3 separate regions of the Homo sapiens genome follow, and regions 2 and 3 are each linked to region 1. A link is a contact called in ENCODE Hi-C or POLR2A ChIA-PET data. All regions are on one chromosome and are shown on one strand. Each heading gives the region's core, a stretch centred on a gene start or an enhancer-like site at or near the end of the contact. The rest is flanking DNA. Distances are from core to core; before and after follow the strand shown. Region 1 has its middle 81 kb from the start of MIR4464. Region 2 overlaps BACH2 (BACH transcriptional regulator 2). Region 3 overlaps BACH2 (BACH transcriptional regulator 2).

Region 1 (3,459 bases), core at 555-3,054:
TATCTAATGAAATATTTTGCAACCATTAAAATTGTAATTATGGCTACCATGAAGTAACATTAAAATGCATGTAAAATAACATCAAATTAAAAAATGCAAGAATCTACATAAAGAGTAAACATCCACATGGATAAAGATTGGAAGAACATGGAAAATGTAAATACTTCATATATAAGAGAGGTGGAATTGTTAATTTTAAAAATTATTCTCAGTATTTACTGTTATACTACTTACAGATAATAAATTACAATCTAGAGAAAAGAACACAGTGTAGCAACTTTATAATCAGTAGAAAAACCTAGTACAATGCCAAACAACTTGATGTCTTGTTATGATGAGAGAAAAAAAACCATAAAATTTGCCTCCTATACATAAAAATGGGAACACTGGACACTCAGGACTACCAGAGGTGGGAGGTAGGGAGGGAGACCCCGGTTGAAAAACAACATATCAGGTACTATACTCACTACATGGGTGATGGGATCATTCGTACATCAAACCTCAGAAACACACAATTTACCCAGTAAAAAACCTGCACGTATACCCCCTGAACCCAAAATAAAAGTTGAAAAAAAATTTGCCACCTATAACATGATTTTTTTGCAAGTATCTACTGCTTTCTGGACCAAAGAGCCTCAACCAACTTAACATATACTCAGTGATCATCTAAAGAGAATAAACGTCCAAATAGCCCTTAATGTGAAAACTGTTTACACTTAGAAGCTAATGAAAATAAAAGGAAATTAAGTTAAATGCAGCATAATAGTCACTGGAAATATGGGCTTCTCAAAATCATTGATTCTATGCACCCTCCCACCAGTGGGGAAAGGAGAAAGAGAACTAACATATTTGAGTACCAACCTGTGCTAAGAATGATGCTAGTCACTCACATCCATAGCTCATGCCAACCCAGGAAGCATGAGGACCTGCAGCAGCATCAGTAACATTCTCCAGGCAACAAGCATCAGAGTCTTGGAGTCTGGTCCTGCTTTATTCTCCGTTTCTCATGAAGAATTTCAGTGACCGTCTGCACAAGGGAAGCAAGTTAGACCCAACCTAGTGAAGTGATGGCTTTGTTTCATCAACTTACCTACATTTCCAAGTCAGAATTGGATAGTCACTTCTTTCTTTTATATTTAAACACTTCCTTTCTCTCATCTCAGATTCTTCATCATAGCCCTGAAATTCACTTATGCGGGAGCCTACAGCTGAATCTCTGTTGTGTAATGGTCCTTTATTCTAGTATTTAATCTTTTCATCTCACCTACATACCACAGTGTTATGGAACATCGGGGCAATCCCTTCTAATTGACTAGTAAGGAGGATTTCATTTCATCCCTTGGTAATCACATCCTGGGTTTATTCACCCTTCTAATAATTCTATTAGAATGTTTATAAGATGACGTGCTTTTAATTGTTTTCCTGGTCCCAAAGATCCAGAGAGCAAGTTTCTCTAATGGGCTTTGTAACATCCATCCTTTATTTTTATTGCTAATGGACTCTCCAGTAATATAAAATGACTGATGAGTGCAATCAGAGAAAAGCAGAAAAATCAATACCTGTCCAGACTGCATATTAGTTAAAAGCAGGTGAGAAGCTGAGGCTAGCAGACAATAGGATTTTTTCTGCCTCTAAGTATCAGAAAAGGGGGGGAGATTATCTCAGATGGGCTGTGAAGCTCTCTGCAAAGGAGACTACAGGATGTTGAAACAAGGGAGTGCTGAAATCACTTGGTTATTTCTTAGAAATCTGTGGGAACTGCTTCCAGTAGAGGGCAGTGGTGCACACACACGCTGACCCCAGGCACTACCAAATTAATGTTGTCTCTTGCGGGGTTTCTCTCCTCACCTTCTACATCCTGTAGTGAGTCTGGCACAATCGAATTGGAAAGCGCACCCTTGTTCAGACACGGTTATTGTTAGCAGAGCCTCAGCAGCTGCAGGTTCACATTTGATGAGCTAGATTCTACACAGCAGACATGCTAAACATGGTACATGTATCGTCTCATTTAGTCTTCATAACAACCTTATGATACAGGTATTACTATCAACATCATCATCCCCATTTATAGATAAGAAGAGGTTATCTTGCCCAAGAACACCCAAACAGTGGTTCATAGAGCTGAGATTGGAATTGGCTCTACCCCACAACCCAAGAGCCTAGCTACTGCTGCTGCTACTACTACTACTACTACTAGTACTGCTACTACTGCTACTACTGCTACTATTCAGTGGCAGGCCTTACTATCTGTTCCATTCATGTGTACCCTTCATTATCTTACTGTGTGAAATTTCCAAACAGTCAGACCCTAGGTTACTCATACTTCCACCCATTCATAGCTCACAAATAATTTTATATATTTGGCTGGATGCAGTGGCTCATGCCTGTAATCCCAGCACTCTGGGGGGCTGAGGCGGGTGGATCACCTGAGCTTAGGAGTTCGAGACCAGCCTGGTGAAACCCTGTCTCTACTAAAAACACAAAAATTAGTTGGGCATGGTGAGACGAGCCTGTAATCCCAGCTACTCAGGAGGCTGAGGCAAGAGAATTGCTTGAACCCGGGAGGTGGAGGTTACAGTGAGCCGAGATTGCACCGCTGCGCTCCAGCCTGGGTGACAGAGCGAGACTCCGTCTCAAAGAAAAAAAAAGAATTTTATATAAGTGCACAATAAGTAAATAAATTTGAATAATTCATCATTCAAAAGCCCTTTAGATGTCTTTTACTGTACTGTGATGTATAGAGTAAACTCTACGTGCTCCCTACTTTGTCTTCATTTGCAATCTAAGACAAGTAAATAGCAATGATAAAGATGAACCTGTTGAAGACATAGACAAATGAGAAAGAAACTTGAACAAATACCTAAATGGAGGAAATCTTCATATATATATATATATATATATATATATATATATATATAATTTTATACATGTAAATGGAGGAACTAAGTATTCATATATATATAATTTTATATATGTAAATGGAGGAAGTAAGTATTCATATATATATATATATCAAGGGCAAAAGGCTCAGATGTTTTTCTATGCCTGCTTCTTGAATCTTCCCAGTCTGCTACTCCCAGATTTCTTGAAACCTTTCATTCAAGTCCTGGTTAGTTACAACTTCTGATCATTGTCTCCAGGAGTTTCTGCCAGTGGCCACTCCCAGGGAGGGGGAACTTGGGTGGGTTTCTGCACCCAGCCTTTCCTCTGAAGTTTCCAGCCAACCACTAGTCTCCTACTGTCTCTCAGAGCTTACCCCACTCACCCCAGAATACTCAGCCTCATCCTGATTCCTATCAGAGGCAATGACACTGACTCCTGCCTTATCTGTAGTTGATTACCCTTGCTTGTTAAGACAGTATAAATATTTACATTTCAATGTGTCTACGTGTCATATCTTTTATCATCTTGATTACTAACAAGGGTTCATATCAATTATCTAATATAGTTCTATGGCCT
Region 2 (3,459 bases), core at 610-3,109, 390 kb after region 1:
AATTTGGAGGCCATTTGTGATTTCGTTGAGCACTTTTGGGGGAGCAGTAGAAACAAAAACCAATTTGATTGTGTTCTAGAGAGAATAAGGCTTTTTGAGTGAAAGGGAACAGAGAAGTAGATCAGTAGCTGGAGGGAAACGGTGTCAAAAGAGGTTTCATTTGGTTTTTTATTTTAAGTAGGAAGAAATCCCAACATGTTTGTACTCTGTGGTGAAGATTACCATTGCTCACCCACACCCAGTTTTCCTCTTTCCTAGACACACAGGAAGACTAAATTTGTAATCAGGTAGGCCATATGACTAGATCTAGCTGATGAAATGTGAGGTGAGGACTCTGCTCCAAGGCAGTCAAAAGTAGGTATAAGCTCTTTATGCTTTGTCCCATCCACTTAGCTGGTGTCAAAGGACTCTAGAGTGATGAAGCTGTAGCCTAGGTCCCTGAGTCACTGTTGGAAGAGAGCCAGCAAAATCCATCTGACTCAAATCAGACTCTGACATGATGAGAAATAAACTTTTAAGTTAATTAAGCACTCAAGATTTGGTGTTTCTGGATGTGAAGGCAATCTGGCTGCAACATCTGTCACCCCAACATCGCCAGGTTGATTGGGCTGATCTGGCTGGCTCAGTGGGTGTCGTTTCCCTCCCTCACTGCTCCACGTGTGTCCCTCCTGAAGCTGCAGGCTTGGTTGAAGAGGACGACCTTCCCTGATAGAGGAGGACCGTTCTTCATTCACAAGTATATACATAGCTGTGCTGCCTGCTAGAAGCTCCAAACAATCTCTCAAGATGTGGTGTTTTATCTGTTAGCACAGCAAAGCCTAACCTGTCCTAATACCTGGGCTGAAGGGAAAGTTCCAAAAGAGAGAGAAAACTTGATGATACAGGAGACAGAAGTTCAATTGCCTTCAGTATGCAACAGAGGATGGGATCTACTAACCAAATGGCCAGACTCAATAAGTCACATCCTAATCTGAAAATGATGGATTGGGGCTGGATGATCTCTGAGATCCTAGCCTATGTCACACAGGTTTACAGTCCTTGAACTTGGCTAGCTTCCTGTTGGAGGAAGAGAGAAAAAATCCTGTTGGTCAGGAAGAGTGGAGGGATGTTTGGATTGAGAGGTAGGGAAAAGCCATAAAGATGGGAGGCAAACTGGCCAGGAAGGGAGAGAACCACAGGACTCCAGAAGAGGCACAAGCTCAGTTCTCCCACTTTTATGACTTTTCCCTGACTTTTCAGAAAGGGCCTTCCTTACAGGCATTCACAGGAGATGACAGCTAAAGAGCGGAAAGAGACTTCTGGGCTATCTGATCACCTAGAACATAGGCGGATCATGGCTCTTTAACCATGTCAGAAGGTGTTAAGATTTTGAGAAAATTAGTTCACATTTAATGACCTCAATTTCAATATGAGTGTACAAGGAGTAACAATGCTAGTTACCAGTTTGACTTGCAGGGCCGCTGTTCAGATAAATGAAATGTGATGTGTTAAACTTCTTGGAAGGATGGTGCTATAGAAACAGTAGGTGTTATTATTCCCCTAAAAGGAAAGAACAGTCTTCTCTGATGAAATGGCTGTTACCTCAGAATCCTCATTAAAAGCTGTGGTGCAATTTTCCAAGTTGCGTTAGTAAGACTTGGCAGCAGATGAAAAAAAAGCAAATAAATAAGAAGTCAAAATATTTCAGGTAACTACTTGCTGGCAAATGAGAAGTTTTCAAGTCCTAGAATCATACTGATAATTTTGAAATGCCTAAAGGCAGAACTTATTTATAGTAACGCAGAGGTGACTGCTAGCCCTGAAATGTGGTCCTCAGTCTCGGATGGAGTTGCGGTAAGGCAGCGCCACAGAAAGGGGAGCTAATACTATTGTGACTCCAGCCCTGGAGGCTGTGGTGCTGATACAGAGGGAGGGAAATCTAGTGTGAAAATAGCCACAGCAATAGCTAATTTTAAAACTGAGACACATAAGCTGTTTCCAAACCTCTTACATTTTTTAAATCCTGAGGCCAGTAAGCCTATTTAAAGAAACTTATGCAGAAATGTGTTCCTCTTTTGGCATAGTAGTAGGAGTTGAGTAGACAAAAACCTAAGACATATCTAAAAATCATTTTAAGTGACCTGATTTCAAAGCCGTTTTTAAGATTTCTTTTCACTATGTCTATTTATCCCTATCTGATGTAGGATGACCACAATAATCAACATTTTGAAATAGATTTATGACAAGGCCTCTGAAAGTAAACTTGTTTGCATCAATTTTTTTAAAATAGTTACCGGCGTATCTATTCATTTTTAAACTCCTCTGTATATGAACAAAATATCCTTCATGTTTCTTTCTTTCTCCCATTATGGAGTCTCTTAGCTATTTCAATTAAAATTAATAATAGCTTTAAAGACAAAGTTCAGAGCTATAAAGTTCCTCACTTGATCAGTCATCATAACTATTATTTTGTCGTAGTTAATCATAGAACCCGGGCCTTTACCAAGGTACTTAATTAAACTTTTTAATTTATGATAAGAATTTAAATAGCACTTGTGAGAGTTTTTCAAAATTATTTCTACTTCCCATCCAGATTACACCCTACACCCTTGGAAAAAAAAAAAAAAAGGTGTGACAAAGAGACATCATGGCTGTCAGCCAAGGGTATTGTAGGTCACGCCAGCACGAACTGGCAGCAAGCCATTGTCCAATTAGCATGGCTTCATCCTTGCAGAGTAATCACTCTTTGAGTAGATGGTTGAGTCACTCACGATGCAGTGGTGCTTCACTTGAGCCAGTCCTTCTTAGAATAGGTTTCCTGTTCGCTGTTAATACCTGTCCTCATTTGCCAATACAAGTGCAGGATCATTTAGGCTGAAAGCTGAATAGAAGGCAAACATTGATTATGTATCTCATTTCTCTTGCTTCCTGAAAACTGAGATTGCAGTTAAACAGTGAAAGCACGGTGTGTTTTTTAAGTGAGTTACAAGAAAACACAGTTTCCACACCAAAATACTCAGAGTTAGAATCCAAGAGTCAGTTTTTGTTCTGTCTTTTCTTTGGCAGCTTTAACATTTGGCACAAATCTGAGGATATCAATAAAGTTACCTAATAATCTTAATGGATTCGCATTCCATTCAAAAATTTGGAATGTCACCCAATGTCTTCAGGTTTCAACTCCATTGTTGGGGTGTTCATGACATTTCTGGTGGGTGTGCAGTTATAAAAGCAGACAGCTTTTGAAAGAGGCCCTTCTTATGGTGAGAACACCTGGAATCTTGGTTGGATAAGCTGTAAGCCAGGAAATTGATTCAGGAATTTTTTAATAAAATGGATCATACCCAGGCATTGGAGTGATGCATGGTGGTCAGTTAAAAAAAAAAAGGGAAAAAAGAAAGAAGGCTGTTCTTAAAAGCACAAAGAAAATAGAATAAAATTGTGGGCACTAATCAGTTAATACTTTTATTTTCTTGTTTGTTT
Region 3 (3,459 bases), core at 697-3,196, 370 kb after region 1:
GTAAAACAAGGACCATCCTAAATACTTTATTGCTTCATCTCGTTTAATCCTCACATAAGTATTTTGTACATAGAAAGACCAAGGATTACACAGTCTAACAATGGCCCCAAAGCCAAAGCCATGCAGCTAGGAAGCAGGAGAGCAGGGATTCAAATGGAGCCCCTCTATCTAAGGATGGAAGGAGAAATGGAAAATAGGTGCATTTTAGAGTCAAGAAAGTGCGAAACACTGTGTCTCTCCGGTACCACCTGGCCAATGAGCCCTTGTGGCACCCATTCCTTACCGTTTGGAGAGGGGGTATTGTCTGCCCCCATGGCAGTACAATTCTGACTTTTTATAATGAGTGAATTAAAAAAAAATCTCTTCCTTAATATACTTGGCTTTATCTGAAGCATATTCTGTGAGGTGAAATCGTGTGTGAGTGGCAGTGGTATAGGCATATAAGACCGTCTGTATCTTAAACAGTATACTAAGTGTCATGTAGCATGTGTGTCACTACCTTTTGGTCACAATAATCGTCATTCTGAGAAGCTGCCAAGGACAGGACAGGGACTTGGAAAGCTCCAAGCACATTCTTTTTCTCCCATTCCTTTTCACTGCCTTTTCCCCGTGTTCTCTGAAGGGCATTTGACCTGCGTGTTAACATTCCAGTTCCATTTGACCTCCTGCTTGGTGACAGGTGGTCCAGATGCTTTTGTTACTTGATATGGGACTTAACAGACTGCCAACCAGTGGTCTTAGCCTCATGGTTTTCATCATTTTTAAATGGAAAAACAGGAGTGGGTTTCAGGTGTGCCTAGGCTCCAGTGGAAATCAAACCTTTCTCAAAACACTACCTGAATGACCCTCAAGCTAGATGACTTTCACCCCATTAGATGCTGCCTGCCTTTGGTCTTGAATTTCGATTTTCTTAGTTACCGGGTGAACCAACTTGCAATCTAAACTTCATTCGTTCTAGCCTGCATCCCTGCAGAGATGATGTTTCAGAACAGAATCATTTTGTCCAAAAGACCCCCATGCATGAAAGGAGCAAGTTTCCTTTTATTAAGAATCTTTTCTGTGAAAGCTGTATTTCTGCCAAGCCTCAGTATTCACTTCTGTTTCCTTTCCTACCTGTAAACCGCGTGCCCTCTTAGGAGCTGGGGCAGGCAACAGTAGAGATCAGGCGGATGAACAGCTGTGAAACTATAGATATTCTTTATGTATAGGCAGACAAAAGTGTGTCTGGAGGTAACCCCCACCCCCATTCCAAGAAGGAGTTAGGTTTGACAATCCAGTCTCTTAACATCATAATCCCTGGTCAGATGAATCTAACTTTGGCAGGTTATACATATTAGCATCTATAAGCAATACCTGGCCTGGGAAACATACTAGGAACAATGGCATGACTAATATATTGCTTCTTGACTTCACATGGAAACTCAAGCCCAGCATTGTCACTGACCTGGTGGGCAAACTTCTGACAGTAATTATCATTGGAAAATCTTGCAAAACTAATTTAAGAAACACAATTATTTAATTATAGCACTTTGATAGCGTTCTCCTCTTTCCTCTCTCTCCCTCCATTCCTCCTTCCATCTTCCCCACTCCTTTATGACATCTGAAGTCCACTAATTACTGAGCTCAATTTTCAGGCTGTGTCTTAGGTTTGACAGAAATGCTAAAGTTGAAATTAGACTTGCAGTCTCCCCTCTTTTCGGCATTTGACTATCTGTTGTCTTTTCTTAGTCTTGATTCTCTGTTGTGAGTTTTGACTTGGTTTTTTTCTAAGACAGAATAATTTCTGTCAGGTTCTGGGAACTCCCCTCCCACCCGATGAAGAAGTTTTGGGGAGGAGTTATGAGCCCTGTGTTGAACTGTGCACTAGGTACAAATCTGCAGTGCCTTCTATTAAAATGTAAAATGATCCGTTGAGTCATCCTCCCTCTGGTTTGACTCAGATGCTTTATGGCGCACTTTGCATGTCATTTCTCTGTAATGATTTCCCCATGGAGAAGGGTGTCTGATAGAATCCAGGCAGACTGAAGATTGCTCTGAGTCAAATGGATCTGTTATTCTTTTAGTATTAACCCTTATCTCTCAGTTTCCCATCCTCGTATTTTCCCTGAAGGAACTTTAATGAAGTAAATAGGTTCCACCACCCTCATTTAGCCTCCTAATCACTGTTCACAATTTCTTCTCACATTAGCAGCGTGAAGCTCTAGGGTAATATTTCTCTGGCTACAAGGGGAGGGAAGGGGACACTGGGAGAGAATATTTCACACAGATGCCCTGATAAAGAGAAATGCAGAAAAGAAATGACTTTTCTCTGTCCTCTAACTCCTAATAGGCATGAAGCACATGCTAATAGGAAGCAGAGATTAATGTATGAGAAGTGAATATAAATGGAGAACATAGACACAAAGAAGTAATACCAGAGACAAACTGGAAGTGACAATATAGAAAAGAAGGCTTGCCAAGAGTAGAAAATGACCTATCCCAGAAGAATAGATGGAGGCTTTGGCTTTACTCTTAACTGGGGGGTTACACAAAAGAAGCAAAAGCAAGCATCAACATATAAAAAAGACCAGTGCGATGATCACAAAGCTGCATATCCAAATCTGCCCATGGCTAAATTGCACATTTTCTCCCTGGTCCACACACCCACTGCCCCACCACCACCAACCACCACTAACAGTAATCATGCCCCTTGGATGGCCTGACATGGGCTCCCTTTCACCCGCTGATTTCATCTCCTTTTTGAGATGACAGTTTATGCACCATGCTATTGTTAAATCCCAGTTGTAGCCTTCTCTCTGGCCCGCTAAACGGGGTAGTCTCATCTGACATCGCTGGGTGGAGACAAGAGGAGAGGATGGACACCCCGCTTAATTCCAGAGCCACATACCTAAGACGGCTTTTGAGGGAGACGCTGACCTGCACACCAGAGCACTGTTTTGGCCATGGAAAGAGAATGCCGAACTATTGCTCAGTACTGATGGGCACTGTGTTCCATTAATGTGTGAAAGTTGACCTTTGATTCATCCTTTGGGTTGACTCTGTTTATAAGGGGGAAAGTTCACACTGTTATTGGATGGGTCTTCCCCTCTTCTTCATCTCTCTCAAAAGTTATGTGATGGCATTTTTCCCTTCCAGCCAGTTGTGTTCTTTTGAGCATCTCTAGCTTCCTTAAAAAGTCTTCTCAGGAACCACAGTTAGAAAAGCTCATGTTTCAGGATTTTCCTAAAGTTCCTATACTTTCATAGAACCATAGAAACTAGAACTAAAAAGTCACCTAGTTTATTTCCTCCTTGCATAGATAAGGAAATAGAAGTGCATGAAGTGATTTGGTTTTAACAAGAGAGAAGACAAAACACGAGATCTCTGAAAAAAGTTTTACTGCAAAGCAAAGGCCTGGGCTCAGATTTCTTACCATCTCCCAAAAGGCCTCATCCCTGTATTTGGCCCATTTTTGTAGAT

Evidence for each region. A loop is a pair of places that touch in the nucleus more often than their neighbours do. ChIA-PET counts read pairs that join two places held with the same protein, here RNA polymerase II (POLR2A). Pooled maps may share reads with other maps.
Region 2: a pooled map shows a loop between it and region 1 (2.5-fold over the local background). The contact joins two enhancer-like sites. A Hi-C loop is called at or near these places in 8 of 50 pooled maps. POLR2A ChIA-PET finds 5 or more read pairs at or near these places in 2 of 52 experiments (BJ and naive thymus-derived CD8-positive, alpha-beta T cell).
Region 3: a loop to region 1 is called in a pooled map, with 3 times the contacts of the local background. The contact joins two enhancer-like sites. A Hi-C loop is called at or near these places in 5 of 50 pooled maps. POLR2A ChIA-PET finds 5 or more read pairs at or near these places in 2 of 52 experiments (BJ and activated T-cell).

Annotation. Positions count from the first base shown.
Region 1 is chr6:90,391,801-90,395,259 of GRCh38, reverse strand. No RefSeq gene overlaps it. Among named protein-coding and RNA genes, the nearest start is that of MIR4464, 81 kb to the right of the region's middle. Within about 2 kb of position 1,804, at least 2 of the 41 ENCODE cell types and tissues checked have a DNase peak (open chromatin) inside an H3K27ac peak, as active enhancers do.
Region 2 is chr6:89,998,597-90,002,055 of GRCh38, reverse strand. All of the region lies in intron 6 of BACH2 (BACH transcriptional regulator 2), which reads left to right. It also overlaps the pseudogene RN7SKP110. Among named protein-coding and RNA genes, the nearest start is that of GJA10, 110 kb to the right of the region's middle. Within about 2 kb of position 1,859, at least 4 of the 41 ENCODE cell types and tissues checked have a DNase peak (open chromatin) inside an H3K27ac peak, as active enhancers do.
Region 3 is chr6:90,024,377-90,027,835 of GRCh38, reverse strand. All of the region lies in intron 5 of BACH2 (BACH transcriptional regulator 2), which reads left to right. Among named protein-coding and RNA genes, the nearest start is that of GJA10, 130 kb to the right of the region's middle. Within about 2 kb of position 1,946, at least 2 of the 41 ENCODE cell types and tissues checked have a DNase peak (open chromatin) inside an H3K27ac peak, as active enhancers do.